Regions from separate parts of the Mus musculus genome. Here region 1 is linked to region 2. The links are chromatin contacts, found by Hi-C or POLR2A ChIA-PET in ENCODE. All regions are on one chromosome and are shown on one strand. The core of a region is the stretch at or near the end of the contact, and the rest is flanking DNA. Distances in the headings are between cores, read along the strand shown.

Region 1 (4,240 bases), core at 1,406-3,905, 43 kb before region 2:
CCAGCAATGGCAAAGATGGAGACCTCTAGAATAGCACTCCCACATTCTGATTTGTAGGTGATAATGGCCCTGGATACAAATTATTTTTTAAAGATTTATTTTTATTATTTTAATTACGTGTATTGGGTGTGTGTGGGGGGGGGCTGTGTACATGGACTCAAGTGCCCACAGAGAGATCCACCTGGAGCCGGGGTTACAGGTAAGTCACCTAATGTAGATGCTGGGAACTGAACTCAGGTCCTTAGGAAGAACAACAGTATGTGCTCTTCCTAACCACTGACCCACCTCTCCAGCACACTAATTATTTTGAATGGGATTGTTAAGTACTGAACAATCAGGCCCAGGAGACTACCTTCCAGGAGAACCCAGTTTGATCTGGGAAACACATGGAGTTATCAGATGAGGAGTGAAAGGACCCAGTTATGGTATCTTTCCAAGGCTAACCCAATTTACCTTCCAAGGCTAACCCAATGTTGCCCTATATTCAAAGCTCCTGTGTTCATTCATCAAATATTTGTTCGCTCATATTTATTGAGCATCTACTGCACACCAGACACTGACATTCTAAGTGCTAGGAATGAAGAGGAAGATAAGAGAGACAGGCCTCTTCCTCCCAGGGCTTACAGTTTAGGAGACAGATGATCAACAATGAGAACGATGCCTTCTGATTATAACATAAAGCACAATGAAGAGAATGAGACCATGCTCCGACATAGGAGGAGCACAGAGCTGCTGTGGGGGTGAGAGACTGGAGAGGGTGGAAAGGCAATGCTAACGGGAAAGGCCTTTTTGGCGTGGTGATGGGAAGGGTCTGGAGGCTCTGACACATTTCAGAAGCAACAGGATAACGTGAATGGAAAACTAGGGGTGAAGAGGGGACTGGGATGCGAGGAGGAGGAGGAGGAGGAGGAGGAGGAGGGAGGAGCATGTGGGTGGGACAAGGAAGGGAAAAGATAGATGAACCCTGCTGGGAAGACTTCCTTCTTTGCTACTCTTTGAATGTGGCCAAACCATGGTGTAAGACCATAGGAGGCTGCTCTCTATACAAGGCATCACCCCCATTCAGCCAGTTTTCTCCAAGCGCTCCCTGAGGCTAGAATTCTTCCTAGTTTGAATACCTGAGTACCTGCAACCTTAAAGGAGAGGGCAGAAGTGGGGGTATATAAATGTCGGAAAGGACCGGACAGTGGTGGGGCATGCCTTTAATCCCAGCACTTGGGAGGCAGAGGCAGGTGAATTTCTGAGTTTGAGACCAACCTGGTCTACAGAGTGAGTTCCAGAAGAATAAAAAAAACCAACCAAGACTGCAGCAAAGGTTCCCATTCCTTCAGCTGAGAACATCTGGTTTTCGTGAAAGTGTTGTTAGAGGAAGAAGGGGCATTTTCCATCTGTGTTCTCCTTGCCAAAGCAACTGTTACACGGGAGGAATTAAAACTGCCGGATGGCTATGACTAGACCAAGGTATCAGAGCTAACAAGCCAGGATTCACTCCCAAGACAGAAGCTGCCCCTACCTAAAGTCATTCCTCAAGCTCTGAGGTCCCCACCCATCTCTCAAACTGCAGCCCTGCCTGGACCTTTCACATCCTTCTGCTTAGCTTCCCCGAAAATTCCTTTTCGTTCTAATGGAGCCTGAGTCTGTTGAAGGTTTCCAGCCAGGGCATGAAGTCTGCCCTCCAGCATCACTGACCAGGGCCAGCACCATTCATCCCGCGTTCATCCTGAAACTTTCACTGAGCCACCCTTAGGTGCCAACTCTCCCTCTCCCTCGGCAGAGGGTTCTAGGTAACCAGGCAGTAAACATTGTCCCCTCGGGTGGTTCTGGGAAAATGCTGTGCTTAAGCTTGTGGAACACTGTGGTGTGGTGGAGCAACAGTGGTCTCAAAGCCTCCAGTTCACAAAGGTCCTTAAGTAAGATTTTATCTGTTCTCTTGTAAAGAGGTTACGACTAAGCTCGTTGTCTGTTTGTGCTTAAAGTGCTCATTTGTTAAACGTAAACACTGGGGAAACATTACAGCTTTGCACCTCTATTTAGCAGCTTGCTTACCAGGACACACTCCCCCCACCCCGCCCCAAATTCTTTTCTTTTGAAGAAGACAGATCTCTCCCAACCCTGAGAAGCTCTGATGTATATCTCCTCGAAGTAAAGGCTAGAGAAGAGGGCGACTGAAGGGAGGCCGCAGGAAGGGGAAAGGAGGCAAGGAGCTGGGGTTTGGCTGAAACTCCCGATTCCAGCCCCTCAGAAAGAGTTTTGTCATCTTCTGCCTACGATCTCTACTCCAGCTGCTCCAGTAGCAGCGAGGGCCAAACCAAAGACAAGAAACAGGCCCGGACTGGCAAAGGAGGCTAAAAGGCGGTGCAACCGGCCAGCCTGGGATCTGGTGCCAGCCGCTAAAGCTTCTTGTTCTCTCCCAAGGGCCAGAATCTTTGTTCAGCACCAGACTCCAAGCCTGTGGCCCTCTGGACCTCCCCGGCTCACCCCCGCAGCCGGTTTGAGCCCCTGCAAAGTCAGCGTGCTCAAACCGCCGGGACCCTAGCGCGCGGCGGAAGCAGCGCGTCCCCTCCCTCGGGAAAGACAGATGTGGGGCTAATGAAAGGGAGGCAGGGAGAGGCGTGGGGCTGGCGGGGGAGAGCGGGGGCGTGTCGGGCAGAGCCGAGCTCCCCGGAGCGCGCGGACCAGACCACCCCGCGGTCTGCTGCGCGGTCCCGAGGAGGAAGGTGCGGGGGAGAGTGGCCGGGCTGGGGCGCGCAGTTTGGCCCGAGGGTCTGGAGCTGAAACTCAACACCGCCTCGGAAAGGATCGTCCCCTTTCCCTACAGCTTCCCCTTCCCCCTTCCTCCCCCTTCTCTTAATCCCCTGGCCCGAGCCCCTCGCGAGAGGAATGGGCCTGCGGGGAGGGGAGGGAGAGCTTGCCGAGGGGGAGCGGGAGCCCGGGCAAGGGAGGGAAGGGGCGCGGAGTGCAAGGGGTGATCGGGGGCCGCGCGCGACCCCGGACCTTTTCTAACCCTCAGTGTCCCCACCTCGACCCTAGGCGAGCCCACAGCACTGCTCCTCCCCTTCTCTGTTCCCTTTTGCTCGGTGCCTTTTTCTTCATTTCCCAAGACACCTGGAGCTTCCCTAAGCTTTGGGACGCGCCGAGGGCCCGGTCCAGGGTGTGTGAGCGGGGACTGGGGCCAGAGGGGTGCCTGGGGCAAAGGGTGGTGCGCGCCCTTGAGCGCTGAGACTGAGAGGTGCCTGGCGGCCACCTCCAAGACCCGGCTGTGTTGAGAAGGAGTGTGGCCGGGAGAGCTCGCCTCGGCGCGGGCCTGGGCAGACAGCCCAGCTCCACCGCCACGCGCTCTTAGGCCTTTTGGCGCCGGCCTTTGCGCTGACTTGAGCGAGTTTGGCGACACGCAGCTCAGTTGTCGCTCCTCCTCCTTCCCCGCGGGTCCCGCCGCAGTGGCCCGGCTGCCACGACCACAGACAGCCCTGGGAGCACCGCTCTGCGCCGCTGGGGGAGGGTTGGCCCCAAGAGTCGCTCGTCCAGCCCAACCACTCAGGCGGCTTCTCCCAGCCCTCGGGGCTAGCCTGAGCTGCTTGGAGAGGCGTCGAAAGCAGCCACAGCTCCTGTCTCTTAGCCTGGGAAGTGAGCTGTGAGCCCATGTGAGTCCAGGAGGCCTCTGCGACTTAAGGCGGCAGCTGTGGGGGCCTGGAGCCCCGAGAGACCCTGGGGGACAATTTAGAGCGCGCCCCTTGGATGAGGTCCCGCAGCGACGCCCAGGCCCGCCTTACTCCTCCTCCTGCTTGGCCAAGCTGCCTCCTATTTGGAAAGTTTTGTGGGTTTTCTTTCTCTTCCTCCAACTTTGGGGGGAGGCATCTATCTCCTCAAGCGCTACAGCTTGGGGTGACCTTCTGACTTGGAGGCCGGGAACCATGGTGTGGGGCAGCCATCGCTGAAGTCAGCGAAACAGAGCCTGGCCTGAAGCAGGCGACGCTGGAGGCCAGAGCCATGGCCATTGCCACGTCGGTGAGTTCACCAGGGAAAGGAGGTTTGCCAGGCAGACACCTCCAACCTGCTCTATGGCACTGTCCTGTTTATTTCTATCCACTCAGTGATCTCTCCCAGAAGCCTGTCCTCTTTTGTTCCTTTCTCCCTCCCTCTCAGTCCTCATCCCCTGTGCCTTCTGGTTCTGGGTTGGCCCCTCCTCCTCTCTCCCTATTCTCTTTCTTTATAGTGGTTGTGGATAGTTGGGGGATGAGGG
Region 2 (4,565 bases), core at 1,066-3,565:
TCTCTGGGTTCTTGGCCTTGAAACATTCCTTAATGTTTCCAACTCATTCTCCCTGCCACCTGCCTGGCATGCTGGGCTCCCACACACACTACCTTCCCCTGCCTTTCTCTGTTCCGTGACCATCCAGTTTCTTCCAAGGGCATTCGCTATTGTTCCAGCTCTCCTGGCCCCTAGCCACACCTAGCCCCACCTGGCCCTAGACTTTCTCACTTGCTAGCAAAAAAGGCCCCTACAGTTACCAGGGCCCCCAGTGCCACGGCCCCCGTCAGCACTGTCCTCACTGATGCCCAGTTCCCCTCCCGCAGACGCCGTGCCTCCTCCAGGGCCCCGTCCCCGTATAGAGCTGTGAACTCCGCCTGTGGGAGAGAAGGGAAGTAGAGAAAGGAGAAAGGGAGATCAGGAAAGGATAGTGGAGAGACGAGGGAAGGAAGAGTTCCAGTTCCATCCACTGTGAGCACTGCCCCCATCCCCAGCTGCTCCAGCCGAAGCTCTACTGCACACAAGCCCCTCCGAACCCCGTTCCTGGCTCCTCTGCACTGTCTACGTGATGTCAGCCCCATCCCTTCCATGGCAATAAAGTTCCGTTCAGAACTGGCATCCTTTGCTAAGGCTTGCCTAGCCATGACCCATCCCTGACCGGCCTCACCACCCATACTATGTACGCAGGGGTCACAATTATTCGCTGAAGGTTCTCTGTTTATAAAACTCTATATTCAGTCTTCTGCTTGGGACCGTGAAGCCCATCCAGCTACTACTACATGGTAGCCCTGGAGTACTGTGAGCTTGATGCTCTCAGTCTGATTCCACTTAAATAAGGGAACTCAGCCCTTCCCAGCACAACCCCAGCCTCCCATCAGAGGCCCTATTTTCCCATGAAGACCAACTTTGTAGAGGGATGCGGAGAGCAGCAATTGAGAACTTCTTACCCAGCCCCCACTGCTGTGGATCCAGTCAGCCAGACGTGTCTCCAGGTAGGCCACCATCCAATCCTGCACTTGTCCCACCAAAGGCTCCATTTCTTTGTTGACACTCTCAGCACACAGGGCAGCCCCAAAGACAAAGAATGCCACAAGACGGCCCCAGTTAGGGCCCCCTTGGAAAAGTTCGTCGGAAACCTGGGTGAAGCGTTGCTGGGCTGAGCCTGGGGTCACGTGTAGCTGAGCGGCCAGGTCAGAGAAGGTGCGGCGGAAACGGGTCTCAAACTCGTCTCCAGCAGCCCGCATGGCTTGGTGCAGCGGGTCGGCGGCTGGGCCTTCCCCAGGGCCAGCTCCACAGACATAACCCTTCTGCCTCAGCTTATAGCCTACAAAGTCAGCCACTAGAGCCCGTGTGTCTGGGGTTGAGGCTGGGGTCGCCATCCGGGCGGCTGAAAGGGGCAAGGATGACAGACTGACATAAATATAAGGAAATTATTGACAGAGAGCAAGAAGGGACATTTCCTATTTGATCAAGCTCCTGAGATAGGTGAAATGCTCAGAGGCACTGGGCAGGGCCAAGAAAGAGCAACGGATTTAAGTCATGGGGAGGTTCAGAGCATAAGCAGCTGGCCACGTATAACATGTCAAATTAAGTGTGCAACAGGAAATCTTATTTTTAGACTACTTCAGATTCCTTTCATACGACAGCACCAGCTGTATGCCACCTCTATACACACACACACACACACACACACACACACACACACACACACACACACACACACCCCTTTTTGGCTATAGGAAGGGGCTTAAGACCTCCCCAGGAGCATGATGCGAAGATGTTGGCAGAGGCACAAGATAGGGAGGAGACAGGGGCTGAATAGGAAGATGGGAAAAGCCAAGGGCTGTAATGGGGCAGAAAGGAAGAGGACACTTACCCAGCCTGGATGGCAGCTCTTAGGACCCAGTGCTGGTGGCAGGGAGCCCCCAGCTGAGGCCTTTCATCCTCCCGGCTAGAGTGGAGCCCTGAAAAGGGGAGGGAGAGAGAACTAGGTGGGAAAGGCCTGGGTCTGGCCCGGAAAGAACTGGAACTGCAGCGCCTGGGACTGGGCCCCTACCTCCAAAGCTTTGCCAGCTGTGGGACCGATTCCGTGTTTAATGACTGCCCTCTTGGGAAACCCGGGACCACGGGCTTCCTGCCGACACCATCTCTATTCCCGGTACCCCCAAGAGCAGCCCAAAGGCCCAGCTCCTCCCATTCCCCCACCCTTAGCTGGTCTCCAACCCCGCCCGCCAGCCAGGTTAAGGAATCTCACGGGTCAGGCCGCAGCCGGGATCCGGAATCCGGTTGTTTCCTGGTGGAGGAGCTGGGAGGGAGGGAGGGAGGGAGGGAGAAAGGGAGGAAGGGAAGGAAGGAAGGAGGGAGGAGGGGAGGGCAGGGAGGGAGGGCCCGGCGCCGGGTGATGATGGGACACAGAGATGCGTCCAGAGAGAGGGGCGGGGCTGGGAGGCAGGGCTGGGAAGAGCCACAACTCCAGGAAGAGAGGGCCATTGAAGGGCTGTTCAGAGGCCATAGTGACCTGTGCCGGCTGCCTGCGAAGCCCGCAGTGTCCCCAGAGAAACACACCGGGCCTCAGCAGCTCAGTGCAAATTCAGCATTTCCGGAAGGTCTCTTCTGTTCACGCACTTGTTGAACTTTCCAGCTTGGATTGCGTGCCTAGGAAAAGCAGAGCAGTTCCTATTAAGCTGGGAACAACCTCTTGCCCTTGTGGGGCTAGTAGAAACACTAAACACAAAAATACTTCCCCTCAGGACCTTTAATGCAGTGGGCTCTTCCTTGGCTGGAGTTTCAGCTAGGTATCAAGGTGTCAGGCCTTGGTTTACAGTGTCCACAAGCAATCTTCATCTTTTGTAATCAGATTGATTTTCTTTTCATTTGTTACCCACCACAGGAGTTAATTCTTACTATTTAAAACAAAAATCAAACAATAAAAGGCACAAATTGATACAAGCTTACTAATCTTACACACCCTCTCTAAATACAGGTTACCAATGTTGGGTTAATACCTGTTTTACAGATTACATATATCTATAATTTACATGTGAATATCTACATTCACATATACATGGATTATATATACATTTATCCATACACATATGTTTATATAAATATGTGCTTTTATATATACACATACAATATAAATATGTTTATAAGTATAAATATATATGTTATATATAATTTATAAATGTATCAATATACATATAAATATAAAGTATATCAGTATAGTATATGTAAATATTTTTATATTTTTATATATTCCATATACATATTTATAATATACACATATATGTATATATAATATACATATATCTATTTATATGTGCATTTATGTATATATATATATGTAAAAATATGTATATATAAAAACCGAGTGTGTGTGTATTTTGAAACATGGTTTCTTCTCTGTGTAGCCCTGGCTGCCCTGGAACTCACTTCTATAGAGCAGGCTGGCCTCGATCTCACAGGGATTGGCCTGCCTCTGCCTCAGACACTATGGGATTAAAGGCCCGAGGCACCACTATCCAGCATGTGATAATATCTTTCTGTAGAGCAAGTTTCCAGGGCAAGAAGCTTTCTGACTACAGCAGATCCACAGGAGGGCACTCATCAGTGTGCTGATCCTCCCACCTCTCCCCCCACCCAGGACTCCTGAAGGTTGCCATTTCTTCAGCTCTGGAACTCCAGTTAAGGCCAGAAAGAGGCAACCCAATTATGCTTCTTTCCTTCAGTTCTTTCTTGTTACTTCCCCTTGCTTCTCCCACTAAACCTTGATGTTCCCACTTGTCTGTGTGGTCACCGGAGAAGCCACAATGATCATAGTAGCAATCCATTATGGGAATTGATTGTTTTGATTGTTCTCTCTCTCTCTCTCTCTCTCTCTCTCTCTCTCTCTCTCTCTCTCTCTCTCTCTCTCTCTCTCTCTTCCTTGTAGGTCAGTCTGACCTTGAACTCACAATCTGTCTATGCCAGCAGTCCAAATGGTATTGCAGGTGTGAGCCACAGATCTTTCTTTACATGTATAAGTTTTATTCTCACCTCATTCCTGAGACTGCTTGATCCTTATTCCTTGAAAAGGGGAAGCTGAGACTTGGAAGGATTAAACCATTTACCCAAATCCACACATCCAAGGAGAGGAGTGAGGACTTCAGTCTAAATCAGTCTGACCTGTGTTTGAACTCTTGACAATGAATGCCTCAGAATGACCTCCTTTCCCTCTGGCAGTCAGTGCTGTTGTTCCAGCTGGAATCCACAGCAGTTCTGAGTTCCTGCTCAGTCCTTTGCTCTGAACGTACAGCCTGTTCCACTTCTGTGCAGTTCTAGCGTTCTACCTGTCCCCGTGTCTCCTTTGTTCTTAAACTGATCATTCTAGATGCCACCTGCAGGACACCCCCATTTGTTTTTAGAGACAGATCTGGTTGGGGTACAGGCATCGCCCACAAACCACATGGACACTGATTTCAATCAAGCAGGGACAGTTTATTGAAAACACACCTCAGGACTGAATGATCAAACTTGGGAGCTGAGACTATGATTCTAACCTACTAAACTCTTAAGCCTGAAATCCACAAGTATGTGTGCCAAGTTAT

Evidence for each region. Hi-C counts contacts between places; a loop is a spot of excess contacts on that map. ChIA-PET counts read pairs that join two places held with the same protein, here RNA polymerase II (POLR2A).
Region 1: POLR2A ChIA-PET joins it to region 2 with 21 read pairs in embryonic stem cell. The contact joins the promoter of Efs here to the promoter of Bcl2l2 in region 2. A Hi-C loop is called at or near these places in 1 of 37 maps with a recorded cell type or tissue (left cerebral cortex). POLR2A ChIA-PET finds 5 or more read pairs at or near these places in 4 of 5 experiments (Patski and embryonic stem cell).

Annotation. Positions count from the first base shown.
Region 1 is chr14:54,925,203-54,929,442 of GRCm38, reverse strand. It overlaps Efs (embryonal Fyn-associated substrate), which reads left to right and starts at 2,655. Exons shown (of 6, transcript NM_010112.4): 1 at 2,655-4,005. The coding sequence starts at 3,988.
Region 2 is chr14:54,881,175-54,885,739 of GRCm38, reverse strand. Bcl2l2 (BCL2-like 2) reads right to left here and starts at 2,315. Exons shown (of 4, transcript NM_007537.1): 1 at 2,234-2,315; 2 at 1,856-1,943; 3 at 927-1,366; 4 at 1-356. The coding sequence starts at 1,358. The coding sequence ends at 207.